Linked DNA regions of Homo sapiens: region 2 is linked to region 1. Evidence: chromatin contacts called from ENCODE Hi-C or POLR2A ChIA-PET data. All regions are on one chromosome and are shown on one strand. The core of a region is the stretch at or near the end of the contact, and the rest is flanking DNA. Distances in the headings are between cores, read along the strand shown.

Region 1 (5,840 bases), core at 1,103-3,602:
AAGAAATCTGCACTTTCCTATTCATGCATTTTAGAAAAATAAAAAAAAAAAAAACCCTGTACCTCCAGCCCTCAGTGACAGCAACCCAGAAAGAATGTGAAGTATACCAAAATTACTTGTGAACTTTTAAGTCATTTTTTTCTCTTGTCATGGAAAGGAGCACGGTAACTTTTCCTGCAGACAGAAGGAGAAACCACAACCCCACAGTTGTAATCACTGTTCAAGGACACCGCACTGAAGCTGGGTGGGAATGTGCAGAAACAAGCAAATACTCCGAAAGTAAACAGTGTTTTTGTTTTTTGTTCTCTTTTTGATGTCACCAGTAAAGATTCCATCCTATTCCCCTAAAAGGCACATTACTTTTCAAAACAGTCAGACGAGAGCAAACAACGCAACTGGCGAAAGGCAAGAATCTCCTTCCCTGATACTCGCCCTGGCCTAATATTTCATCTCCCTTCAACTAGATTACCAGATGAATAGGGCAGGTCACAGGATCAGGATGAAAACGTCTGTCTGGCCTTAAGCCCTCCCAGCCCCAAGTCCAACGCTGCCTTACTTTTCCTGTTTCTGATTCTAATCCCACCCAAAGCTCGGCTCACAGATTAAACCCACCCCGACCACTGTCCCGTTCTCCGACTTCATCCTCCCCAACTTGTCCTCGAATTAGGTGTCCAAATGACTGCCAGGTAAATGAGCGAAAACAAAGACTCTGAGACCGAAGTTAGGCCAGCCACCAGCGCCAGAAAAGGAAGAGCGAACGCGGTGTAGAACACTTCAGAAGAACTAGGAAAGGTCCAAGGGCTCGTGAACAGTCTGCGCCGCGGACCTGCAAGCCCCGGCAGATAAAAGCAGAAAGGCAGGGTAGAGAGCGGAAGGAAACTCGCAGTAGAGACATTTTGGGGAGTGTTAAGAGACGCACTCCCTCTGGCGTTGAAAGATCCACAGTCAAATCCGAAATGCGCCCGAATCTAGGTAACAAGAGCAGACTCTCCATCAGCGGGGTCGCCCTCGGCCTCCCTGCACAGCCCCGGGGCTCCCCCGGAGACGCCCCTTCCCACGCCTGCAGCCTGGCCCAGCCCGGCCGAGTCCGAACTGGCGGCAAGCGCTGGCTGAGCCACTTCTCCCGACTCTGATTCCCACGCGCGGCCCCTCCCAGGACGCCCCCTGCCCTGGCTCCGCGCCTACCTGTAGCACCAGCGGCTCGGGGTTGAAGGCCAGGGTCAGCAGCAGCTGCATGCGCTCCGAGTCCTTGAGGTTGCGAAGCAGGAAGCTGCCCGAGTCCTTGGTCTCCGCGTAGCGGCGCACCAGGCGGTCGAGAAGGCGCTGCGAGGGGCAGTGCACCAGGTCCGACCAGCCCTCCACCGCCTCGGGCGTGAGCAGACGCACGTCGCCGTTGAGGCGCGCGAACTCGGTCCGGGGCATGGCCTGCAGCAGGTCGCAGCGGGGCCGGCCGGTGGCCCGCTTGCAGATGCTCTGGTCGAGCTGCGCCAGCTCGCGCTGCGAGCCGAGGCGCTTGAGCACCACTCGGCGGCGGCCGCCCTCGCGGGGCTCGCCGTACTGCGCGAAGTACACGTTCTTCACGTTGAGGAAGTCCAGCAGGCGCAAGCGGCCCCACGCCTCGAATACCACCTGCCCGTTGAGGAAGCGGCGGCACCAGCTCGTGCCGAAGCACGCCGGGCACTTATTGAGCTGCAGGAAGCGCCGGTCGGTCAGTTCGTTGCGCTGCCAAGAGGCGAGCAGCGACGGCGAGTGCAGCACCATCAGCACCAACAGGCTGCCCAGCGCCGCCAGCTTCAGCGAGCGGGACAGGCGGCCCAGCTTCGGGGGCACCAGGCGCCACATACCGCCCGCCCGCCCGCAACGGGAGGGCGAGGGCACCCCCGGGGCGCCCCCGCCGCGCCAAGACCCGGAGAGCTACCGGCAGGAACCCCGGGCGAGAGAAGGAGCTAGCGCGCGGGCTGGGGCGGAGGGCGGAGTAGGTGTGTGAGAGAGGAAGACGGGGAGCGGGAAGGCGCGGGCCTGAGCGGGCTGCGACTTCTCCCAGTCACTAGTCTCCACAACTCTCGAGCTCCCTCCTCCTAGCTCCCCGCCCTCCGACTCCGGCGGCGCCTCCTCCACGCCAGCCAAGTTATAGAGGAGCGGGAGGGGGAGGGAGCGCGGGGACCCGACGGTCGCGCGCCCGTGCCCGCGCGCACGCGCACTGCTGGCTTCGCACAAGAGCTGCGGCGGCAGCCAGCCACGACAAGTGGGGTCTGCGAGGAAAGGAGGGACTCACGGAAGGGGAAGAGGAGCTAGGATGTCTCACACCCACAAGCAGCAACGCACGTCTCAGAGCCGCACACCCTTGCTTGTGCGCGCTGGCTCTCCTGAGACCAAGAAGGGGAGCCGGGGGCGGGGCCAGAGGGGCGGAGCGAGCGCGTCGCGCGCCGCCCGGAAAGCGTAAGCGGGAGCTCGCGGGAGCGGGTGTGGGGGCGGTTCAGAGAGGGGGAAGCTCGGGCTCTTGAGGTGGGGGCATGAACTCGCGGTTTCTGGTTTCAGAAAGAGTCTTAATTACAGTCATCTTTTATGATTATTGTGGTTTACTGGTGCGTTCCTTTCACTATTGTGGAAACGGCCCTTTAAGGGAGGAGGGAATAAGAAGAAATGAACTGAGGAAGTCTATTGCAAATCCTTCCCTCTGGACGGCGCGCGAGGCGGAGGCAGAGCTGGCGCGATTGCCTCCCCTCGCCTTATATGGGTTGGGTGCGCGCCTGGGGGGTGGGGCGAGGCCGGGGAGTGCCCGACGGGGGCTTGTGTTCCCCTCAGCTCGTGCTCCTCGCGGTAGGGGGTGGGGCCTGTGAGGAAGACGGTGAGAAAGGCTCGAGTAGTGGCGGGTTTGTTGGAGCTTCATCTTTGGGGTTGTATCTGTAAAATCATTTAAAATTTTCTTGAGTGAGCACAAAATAAAGTTCTCAAGCCACCGTGTTAAAGGGAAAATAGGATGAAGGGGAACCGACGCGGCCTGGTGTCGCCAGGACGTCTGCCCCAAGCGCCGCGAAGAAGCCGGGAAGAGTTTGCCAGGCTTGCCTCTGCTGCCCGCCGGCTGCCCTAGCCCGTCCCCGGAGCCCTGCGGTTCCTCTCCGCAAAGCTGATTTCCCGGTGCCGCCCCTGAGGGTCCCTGAGGAGCGGGCCGCGAAGCGTTGCCCTGGCGGTAGCCATGGGGACCCGGGGCTGCTTGGTGCTCCGCACGGTCACGTTGACTCAGTCACCCCAGACTGCAAAAGTAAGGCGCAGATGCCGCACGAAAGCACTGTGTTTAGGGATAAGTTTCAGGGGACCCGGACTGTTTAGCAGTAGCGCTAGTAGATACATTATTATGCTATTCACTTTTAGTGCTAGAGTAGTTAAAATGAGAAGTGATTTTTAGTCTGAGGGACAGGTGGTTCCTGATACGTTATTAAACAACTGAGTCTTAACTGAGTTAATTTTAGGGCTTGAACAGTGCTTTTAGAAGACCATGGTAACTGGCATGTGTAGATCAACTCTACAGCGGGTTAATAAGAAACATCTATACCAGGTTATCAAAAGTAACAATACTTTCAGTATTGTTTAATTGTAACAGGTATTTGTTACAAATTCTTATAAGAACTCAGATTTTGAAAAAAAAACTTTGAGAAATTTAATAAATTCAAAATAGACGTGATTTTGTAACGATTTGCATTGAATACGGACAGACAAATTGAAATAATATTCAAAGCTTTCTAGAAATTGACTTACTGTACTTAAGTTTGGCTACTTCTGCCTAGTGCCTTATGCCGCCTTTGGTGGGAATTTTATTTAACTTGCTTTCAAATATCCCCAAACTCCATATAATATAGAGTTAAAAGCTCAAGTGAGATTTTCTTAGGAAAAGGAGTTTGGTGTGATGGTTCTGGAGACCTGTGCTGTAGTTCAGCTGTGAGGCTGCTGCTGCTGCTGAATTGTAAACAAAGCAAGTTATTACTTAACTACAAATTTCTTCTTTCTGACATCTTTTCTATATGCCTCATAAATTTGTTCGATTAATAGTAGACAATCTATTTAGAATTGGTTTAAAACAATAAAAGTACTACATAAGTTGCCATTAAACTGATTAAGCTGAGAGAACCGGGGCATAGTGAGACTATTTAGGTAACTAGTAACAGGATTAAGGAGGTACCTGTACTGCTTCTTTGTATCGAATAGGTCTTTGGAGTTCTTAAACTATTCTCAGCCTCCAGATGCTTGGAATTGTATAGGCATCATTTGAAACATGGAAATAAAACACGGTTACTAGTCTACACAATTTGAATTTTGAAAAACATTTGCTCTGCATCTAAGTAGTTTACATTTGTTTAAAAGCTCTGATCTTTTCAGTTAAATTTTCTAGATGTTTATCAGGAGAGATAGTTTTCAAGAACTTAATACATTCATCAAAAGGAAAAAAGTCTTAGAACTATACAAGATAAACATATAGTGTTCCAAAGTGCCATATTAAGGTTTGCAAAATATCTCTTAATTGGGGCCAGGCACGGTGGCTCACCCCCGTAATCCCAGCACTTTGGGAGGCCGAGGCAGGCGGATCACGAGGTCAGGAGATCAAGACCATCCTGGCCAACACGGTGAAACCCTGTCTCTACTAAAAATACAAAAATTAGCCAGGCATGGCGGCGCACGCCTGTAGTCCCACCTACTCGGGAGGCTGAGGCTGGAGAATTGCTTGAACCCAGGAAGCGGAGGCTGCAGTGAGCCGAGATGGCGCCACTGCACTCCAGCCTTGGCGACAGAGCAAAAACTCCGTTTCCAAAAAAAAAAACTCTAAGTGAAGGTTAATGTGCATTACTCACCTTTCCTATAAACTACAGGATGCTTTCAACCAGTGGATCATTTAAAGTTCTTGACCATTATTTTAAGTAATGGCAAATAATGTAATTTCCAGTGCATTGTAAAATGTCATTTTACAGTAACTATCACTGTTTTAAATATTATCAGATGGAATTAAATACCATAGTAGTTTGATACTAACATCCATTTTGATAGTCAAAGTTTTACATTGTATTACTATTCTATTCTCTACTGCAGTGGTTCTCAGCAAGGGACTGTTGCCTCCCAGGGGCCAGTTGGCAATGTCTGGAGACATTTTTGATTTCATAAACTAGGGAGTGGGGTACTACTGTTGTCTAGTGGGAACATGCCAAGGATGCTGCAAAATATCCTACATTGCAAAAGACAACCCCCAACAACAAGAAATTAACCCACTCAACATCTCAATAGTGTGCTGTTGAGAAACCCTGACTAACAAGAATTCTATATAGTACGGTTTTAGGCATAAGCCTTATTGGTTATCCTTTCCTGCAGCAAAAAATATGTGTATACCGTTGTCCCTTGAACAACACAGGTTTGAATTGTACTCATACATAGATTTTTTTCAACCAAATGAGGATCAAAAATATAGTATATGCTGTATATGAAACCCAAGGACAGCTGACTTTTACTGTAAGCAGGTTCTGCAGGACTAGCTGCAGAACTTGTGTATGAGAGGATTTTGGTATACCGGGGGTCCTGGAACCAATCCCAGGTATATACCAACAGACAACTGTATTTAAATTTTGTGTATATCCTGTGATCATAATCTCCTAAATGCTAACATAGGAATTTTTTGTATGATTACAACTATAATTAGTGTTCAGCTGATCAAAATAACAAATATCCCAATTTGAATAAATATAAAAAGTAACATTTTATTGAAATGTATTTCTTAATTAGCTTGGGCATTTTTTTAAAATTAGGTTTCCATGAACAAATATTATTTATTGCTAGAATCAGACGAAGTCTAACATCAG
Region 2 (6,249 bases), core at 1,275-3,774, 3.4 Mb before region 1:
TCTTTCTTTTTTTTTTTTTTTTTTTTTTTTTGCCACGATTACTTTTCCTTCTCACAGTCATATGCATTCCTCTTCCTCCTTTGCCCTCCCGCACCCCGGCGCTGCCCTTCCCGAAACCAACTTTTCGCTGAGCGATTAGAGACTTCAGACGTCTCCGGGTGCAGCAGGCGGGGATGGGGCTAGTAAACACAGCAAAGGCACTTCCAGAATGTCCCGATTCAGCAACTTTCTTTTCTTTCTTCCCCCTTCCCCCCTCCCTTCAAGAGCAGCAAAAGAGGCTTTTGTTATTTGCTCCTTTTGAAGTTTGTTTCCCTCTTGCTTTGTCCCCCTCCTGTTTATAATTTAAGATCTTGGGAGCACACGGGCACTATGCTCTCTTTACAAAAAAATGTAATTTCTCAGTGTAACCGGCAGCCTCTGTATTTCTCGCTTTTATCTAATCAGACTTCCGGCACCACCGCACCCCCCTCCCCGAAAACACACACACACACACACTCACACACACAGGTGGATGAAAGCGCTTAAGTTCCCAGGTTATTGAGGTTTGAATTTTTTAATGGCAAATTTGAAACGTTGTTGCCAGTTTCCTTTACTTTTTCTCTCTCTTGCGTTATTTTTCTGTTTTCTGCCTTTCCGTTGTCTCCTTCGACTGCCCCCGCTAACCCTGTCTCTCCTCACTCCTGTTCCCTACTTGGGCCCCTTTCATTCAGGTAAAACTGTAAATTTCCCAACGCGCTATTGTTCCCTTGGGCTGCCCAAAGCTCCCTAGAGATCCCCGAATACTTTTTCGGTATTTAAATCCCCAATAGATAGGACCAATGTAAATTTTGTGACATTCAAACCTTTTCTAGTTCACAAATCAGTCACCCTTGTCACAGTTATTGAAATTCCGCAACTCGCCACACCAGGACGGTGGAAAAAGCGGGCGCGGTCTTTGTTGCCGACCAGGCTTTTGATCGCCAGAGAAAATTTACTTACCTTCAGATGAGTGAGCAGAAAAAGAAATAACACTCCCTTTGATTTAGTTAGGAAAATGCAGACATTTGGATTCAGTGCAAACATACAACACTCGCTTGTTTTCGCGATGCGGCCCTCGATTAACCTGTCTTTGCCTAGCGCAAAGTCTATTCAACAACTGCGCGTAGTTTCTTTTTGTCCCTTCCACAAAGAGCCATTGACTATATATTAAAATGATTGTTGAAAGGTAGGGGAGTATGGTACTTAAAAGCAGGAAAAAAAAATCCCTGTGACTCAATCAATTAAGCCGAGCAACATTTATGCATTTCAAAAAATGCACGCGGATGCGGGGGGTTGTGGGGACGAAGGTTGCATTTCTCCGCAGCTCTGTTTAAAACCCAGCAGTCCTGGCCGAGGCTTTAGCTGAAGCGTCTGCATATTCATTAGGTCTAATTATTTTCTAGTAAGGAAAACACAAAAAGCCAAGAGTCGGAATCCTTCAATTTACCCTTTGTTTCTAACTTCATTTGGCTTCTTTGCAGCTGAATCAAAGCCCTAAACTCTTTTTCCAAACAAAGAAACCTCAACTCATCCTTTCATAGGCGGCCCGGTTAGGAAACTCACCGTGCCCCAGCGAGAGGAAAATGAAAATGAATATATTTTTTGCCCTGACGCCAGCGCTGACTGCACGGGCTGGAGGAAGGCAGGGTCAGCGTCCGCCGCTCCTCGCCTTTCTGGTTTTCTGGTCTTCTCACCAACTAGATTCTCGCTTGGGGCTGGCCGGCGGGACTGCCCTTTCCATGGGCTGTGCTTGCTCAAAAGTCGGCTTGGGTATCCGGGATGATTTCCCGGTGCCTGAAGGGACCTGGCTGAGCATTTGTGCTTGTGCCGGGAAATATAAATTCGGAAAAAAAATTAATTGTTCTGTTCCCATCAACAAGTCTGAGTCTAGCAGCCCAGCATTTCCCACCAACTTTGAGTGGAATGGAATGAGGAGTGGAGGTAAAGAAAGGGCCGAGGTATCTTTAAAAATTATTGTACACTTGGTTGGAAAAAAAAAAGATATATCGGAGGCACTAAGTCTTTTTACCTACAAGGGGAAGTTGGATCCTGCTTCCCCTGGAGTTTAGAAAACCTCATCTGTATGGAGAAGTTTTCTCTAGAGGCTGTATTCCTCTCACTAGGGAGAACAGATATTGAACCCACCTCGCCCGCCTTTCAGGAAACACACGCGGGCGCACACACACACACACAACAAGGGAGGGGACCTAAGGGGGGAAGGGTAGCTGTTGGGAGGGGGAGAGGGAAAATAATTCTTCAAAAAAGAAAAGTCAGTCTTCTCCTCTCCAGTCCGTGGAAAATCCAACGGGGACGTTGACAAGAGGGTATTTTTAGGAAACACATCCAAATATACAGGGTAAGAGTGAATGTGAGAAAAAAAAAAGTTGTGGGTTGTAGAAGTTATCAAGTGGGATTTGCGGCGCTCTCTGCAGGAAACGCGAACGGCTCCAGTTCAAAGCCACATGCACCAACGTGACATATAAGCCATTAAAATATCATCCTGACGGCTCATTTCTGCTTCATCATACATTCCCTAACTGCTTCCTGAAAGCTGGAAAAGGAGAAGTGAAGGATGACCGCCTCGCTGGAACCACAAAAGAGAGGCTTGGAGGGGTTTGTGGTCCCCTCTCAGCCACCCCGAAATGATGTGCAGAAATGAGGCGATCCTGGCAACAGGTGGAGTGGGGTAAGTGCGTGAGTCCAGGGGGCAGACAGATGAGAACTGTACCTCCAGCGACCGGGTAGCAAGTACCCTCAAGGGGACCACTGGCACCCAAACCCCAGTGGGGGAAGAGGCCCAGCCAGTCTTTCTGCCCCATCTCCTCCTTCATCCTACCCCCCTCCCCCAACCGTGGATAAAGGCCCCACCCCACTGACACTAAGGGGAGGAGGGGGCCCTTCCGCAAAGGGGCAACGCAGAGGATGAGTCCATCCCTTCTTCCCAGGAGGAGGGAAAAGGGGTACAAATGGGGCTCCCACTGGCACAGGAACCAGGAGCAGTTTGTTGCCTGCCTGCCTTCCCTTCTCTCCTTGTGAATTGCCTGGGTGCCCCACCGTGGGCACAAGAATGGAAGTCGTGGCCCAGAGCTTCCCTCGCGAAAAATGAGCAAGGCGGGTGCCGGGAGGGGGCCTTTACAGGAGGTATCTCTGCTCTGCCCCCAAGGGGGTGGCTAGGAGAGTCTCTGCTTCCCCTCTCCAGGGTCAAAGCGCCAAGTTAGCCCAGATGGCAGCAAGACGATGGAACTTCTCCGCCCCAACCTGACGGCAGATGCCGCCTGAGTCCACCTCAGGGCGGCTCCTTGCCCTCCCTCACCCTGGTCCTGCCTCAGGAAGCTGACTGCTGGGATCTGCTCTCTGCGCGCGGCCAGCAGTGGGTTCGGGACTTGGCTTTCTTTATCTCCAATGCGAACAAGAGCAGCAACTAGCTCTCTGGGGAGCAGGCCGCAGCTCCTAGGATTCTGGCCCCTAGCCTAGACCCAGGGGCATTGGAAATTAGGGGCCAATGAGGAGGGAATAGAGCTGAGCTGTGAAAGAAAGCTAGGACTGGCTCAAAGGTTGGATCTGAAAGTTGGGGTTGATGAATGGCCCATGTCAAAGTCTTAGGAAAGCGGAGGGGCTTTTGGAGGGTTGCACTTCGGCCGTCACCGTCTTCAGGAAACTCCCTTTGGATTCCAAGGTCATGTTTTCCCCGCTTTCCGACAGTATTGTCCTCGCAGCGACCCACACCACTGCATGCTGCTCTTTTTTCTCCTGTCTCAGCCGCCTGCAGGTTGGGGGAGGGGTGATTCAAAGGGAGGGCTAAATGCCCAGCCTGATCTACTGATACAAACTCTATTCTGGGCACCCGGATGCTGCCCACACTTACTTCAGCCCCGAGCTGGGAAACCCAAGCTTCTCCCTCTAGAGAACAGGAGAATGAGTAAAGGCCCCTGCACAACCCAGCCTCAGCAAACTCCTGGCGCTTGAGGGTCGAATGGAGGGGAGCCAGAAAGGTGCAGGGTGCAGATGAGTAAATCAGGCAGCGGGCAAAGGCCGGGGCCAGTTTCCTCTCTGGCTCAGAGCTCCCTGCCAGCTTTCAGGGTTTTTGCTCTGCGCCCGCCAGGGACAAGTTGCAGCGGAGAGGTGGGCATGCCTTTCCCGCGCCTGCCGGCTAGTCAGTAAGGAGCAGCTCGGGAACTGAAGTCTCTAGCTGCAGCTGACCTCTGACCTTGGGTAGTCCTGCGCCGGCTAGGTCGGCCCCACAATTTGCAGCTTCCGAGGCTCCCCCAAATAAAAATGGTGCTTTTTGCACCTACCCACTGTCCCACCTTCTTGGCTCTCCTCCGGCACTATCAATCACTGGAGCTCCCTGGCACCCGTTCCTCTTCTCAAGGTGGGGCCAGGAGGGCAGATTCCAAAAAGTCTCCAGGATGTGCTATGGACTGGTAATTAGGAGGCCGTGGTTGATGTGGGGAGCAAGCATTTGGGGAAAACGAAACTGAGTTTCTACATTCCGTGGTTGTTTGGGACCTCAGGTCCACGGGCCCCAGGATTGCTCCCAAATTCTCTCACCTCTCTTTCAGCAAGATGACTGGCTTGTTTGCTAAGTGGTGTCAGAGTTTGAACTAAAGGAGATGTTTACCCTAGTTCCCTGTGTAGGCTGTGTGATGGAAACGCTACAGAGAGCCTCCTAAGGTCCCTGTTGCCTGCCCTAGTCCAATCTCTGCAATATTTGTTTGCATGTCTATGGGTCTGTAGTGCACAAAAGGCTGACAGGACCTGGGAGAGAAGTGATCCAGACCTCTTAGAAGTTGGGTTGGGGCTGCCTTATGGGTGGACAGGGATCTCTAGGGAACCTCACACCCATTTCCCCCAGAAGCAAAAGAGTAAATTCTATTATTGCCAACCAACCAGGACTTTTCCATGCCAGACATCCTGCCATGAGGAAATTTCAGAGCGAGGACGCCCAGCATGCCGCCCTTCTGTAGGAATGCAAAGTTAGGCCTCCTTTCTTTCCTGATTTGTGCTGGAAGGAGCTTATTACCTTTGGGGAAGAATGCCTTTTGGTTAGAAAGAATTGAAAATAATAATACCCTCTGGGAAAAGGTGAGTCTACCCCCCTGCCTCCTAGGCCTGGACCTAGAAAAGAGGGGAGATGGAAGGGTAAAAGCCGCCAAGCCAGTTGGAATTCTGGTTGGACGTTGAGGGGGAGAGAGAGAGAGAGAGATCTTTGTGCATAGAGAACTGGATACCGTTTAAGATAACAGAGTCCCACTTGGATTTGGCCTGTGGTTCAACAAGTTAAACAACTGCTTGTTCTGTGGGCAGACATCCCCATTGACAGAGGACTTGCTGTGTTTGTCCAGCCTGAGACCTTTTCAATGACTGTTTTTCTTTCTAGGCCAAATTGAGGGTGGGGGCCGGATAGATGCTTCTGTCTGGCTGCTCAACTGCCTCAGCCTTGCCTGACAGATGCAGAGGTCCTCAGGATGGCTTTAAGTATTTAAGGCGGCCAATGGCTTGGTAACTTTAGTCACAAAGTGAATCTGATGAGTAATGTGTATATCTTATGGGAGGTGTTATTTCTACCCTTCTCAACTATGAAATGTGGATGATTTGAACCAAACGATTAAAATTATACCTTTTTAACCTGACAAATTTTATATTAACTTTAAAAAGTCAACCGGTGATGAATCCCAAATGGGTCTGGGGTATGGGAAATGTGAGGCTAAGGAATTCTGCACCACCACAGGCAGAACAGGATTTGAAAACCTGCAAAGAAATTCCTCTCCTCTTGGTTCCAACAGTTATAAATCAAATTTTAGCTGCTAACCTCTCAGAGTTCAGTAGGCTCTCCCCACCACACCTCACTAAATTTCAGTTAATAAACTTCTGAAAAATAATAAGGTTTCTTACGCAATTAATTCAAATTTGGGAAGCTACAGATTTTTGAGCACTGACTAAAAGAGAGATTACTTCTGCTTGCAAAAAACAACAAAGGAGTTTCAAATAAAAGCCTAGCTGGGAAATTATAATTTTTCAATGTTTTTATCACCAAAGATATATCATTTTGCAATATGGGCTGTTCCCGGCAAAATCCTTTTCTTTAGCTTCAAAATTTGAAAATGGTCAAAGAAAGACCGAAAGATCTTCAGATCAACTCCTTCTTTCATTCATACATTCAAACCACAGGATGTTGCCACACAGACGTGTAAAATTGTTTAACTAGTGACTGTCACTCTTTTCTTCCCA

Evidence for each region. Hi-C counts contacts between places; a loop is a spot of excess contacts on that map. ChIA-PET counts read pairs that join two places held with the same protein, here RNA polymerase II (POLR2A).
Region 2: a map of ascending aorta shows a loop between it and region 1 (6-fold over the local background). The contact joins the promoter of ZIC4 here to the promoter of DIPK2A in region 1. A Hi-C loop is called at or near these places in 1 of 168 maps with a recorded cell type or tissue (ascending aorta). POLR2A ChIA-PET finds 5 or more read pairs at or near these places in 1 of 52 experiments (WTC11).

Annotation. Positions count from the first base shown.
Region 1 is chr3:143,968,335-143,974,174 of GRCh38, reverse strand. DIPK2A (divergent protein kinase domain 2A) reads right to left here and starts at 2,352. Exons shown (of 3, transcript NM_173552.5): 1 at 1,186-2,352. The coding sequence starts at 1,842. RefSeq lists enhancers at 617-876, 1,885-2,465, 2,517-2,606, 2,877-2,986, 2,466-3,046 and silencers at 1,027-1,266, 1,757-2,406, 2,737-2,786.
Region 2 is chr3:147,402,818-147,409,066 of GRCh38, reverse strand. ZIC4 (Zic family zinc finger 4) reads left to right here and starts at 2,524. Exons shown (of 5, transcript NM_032153.6): 1 at 2,524-2,704. RefSeq lists enhancers at 1-95, 518-1,708.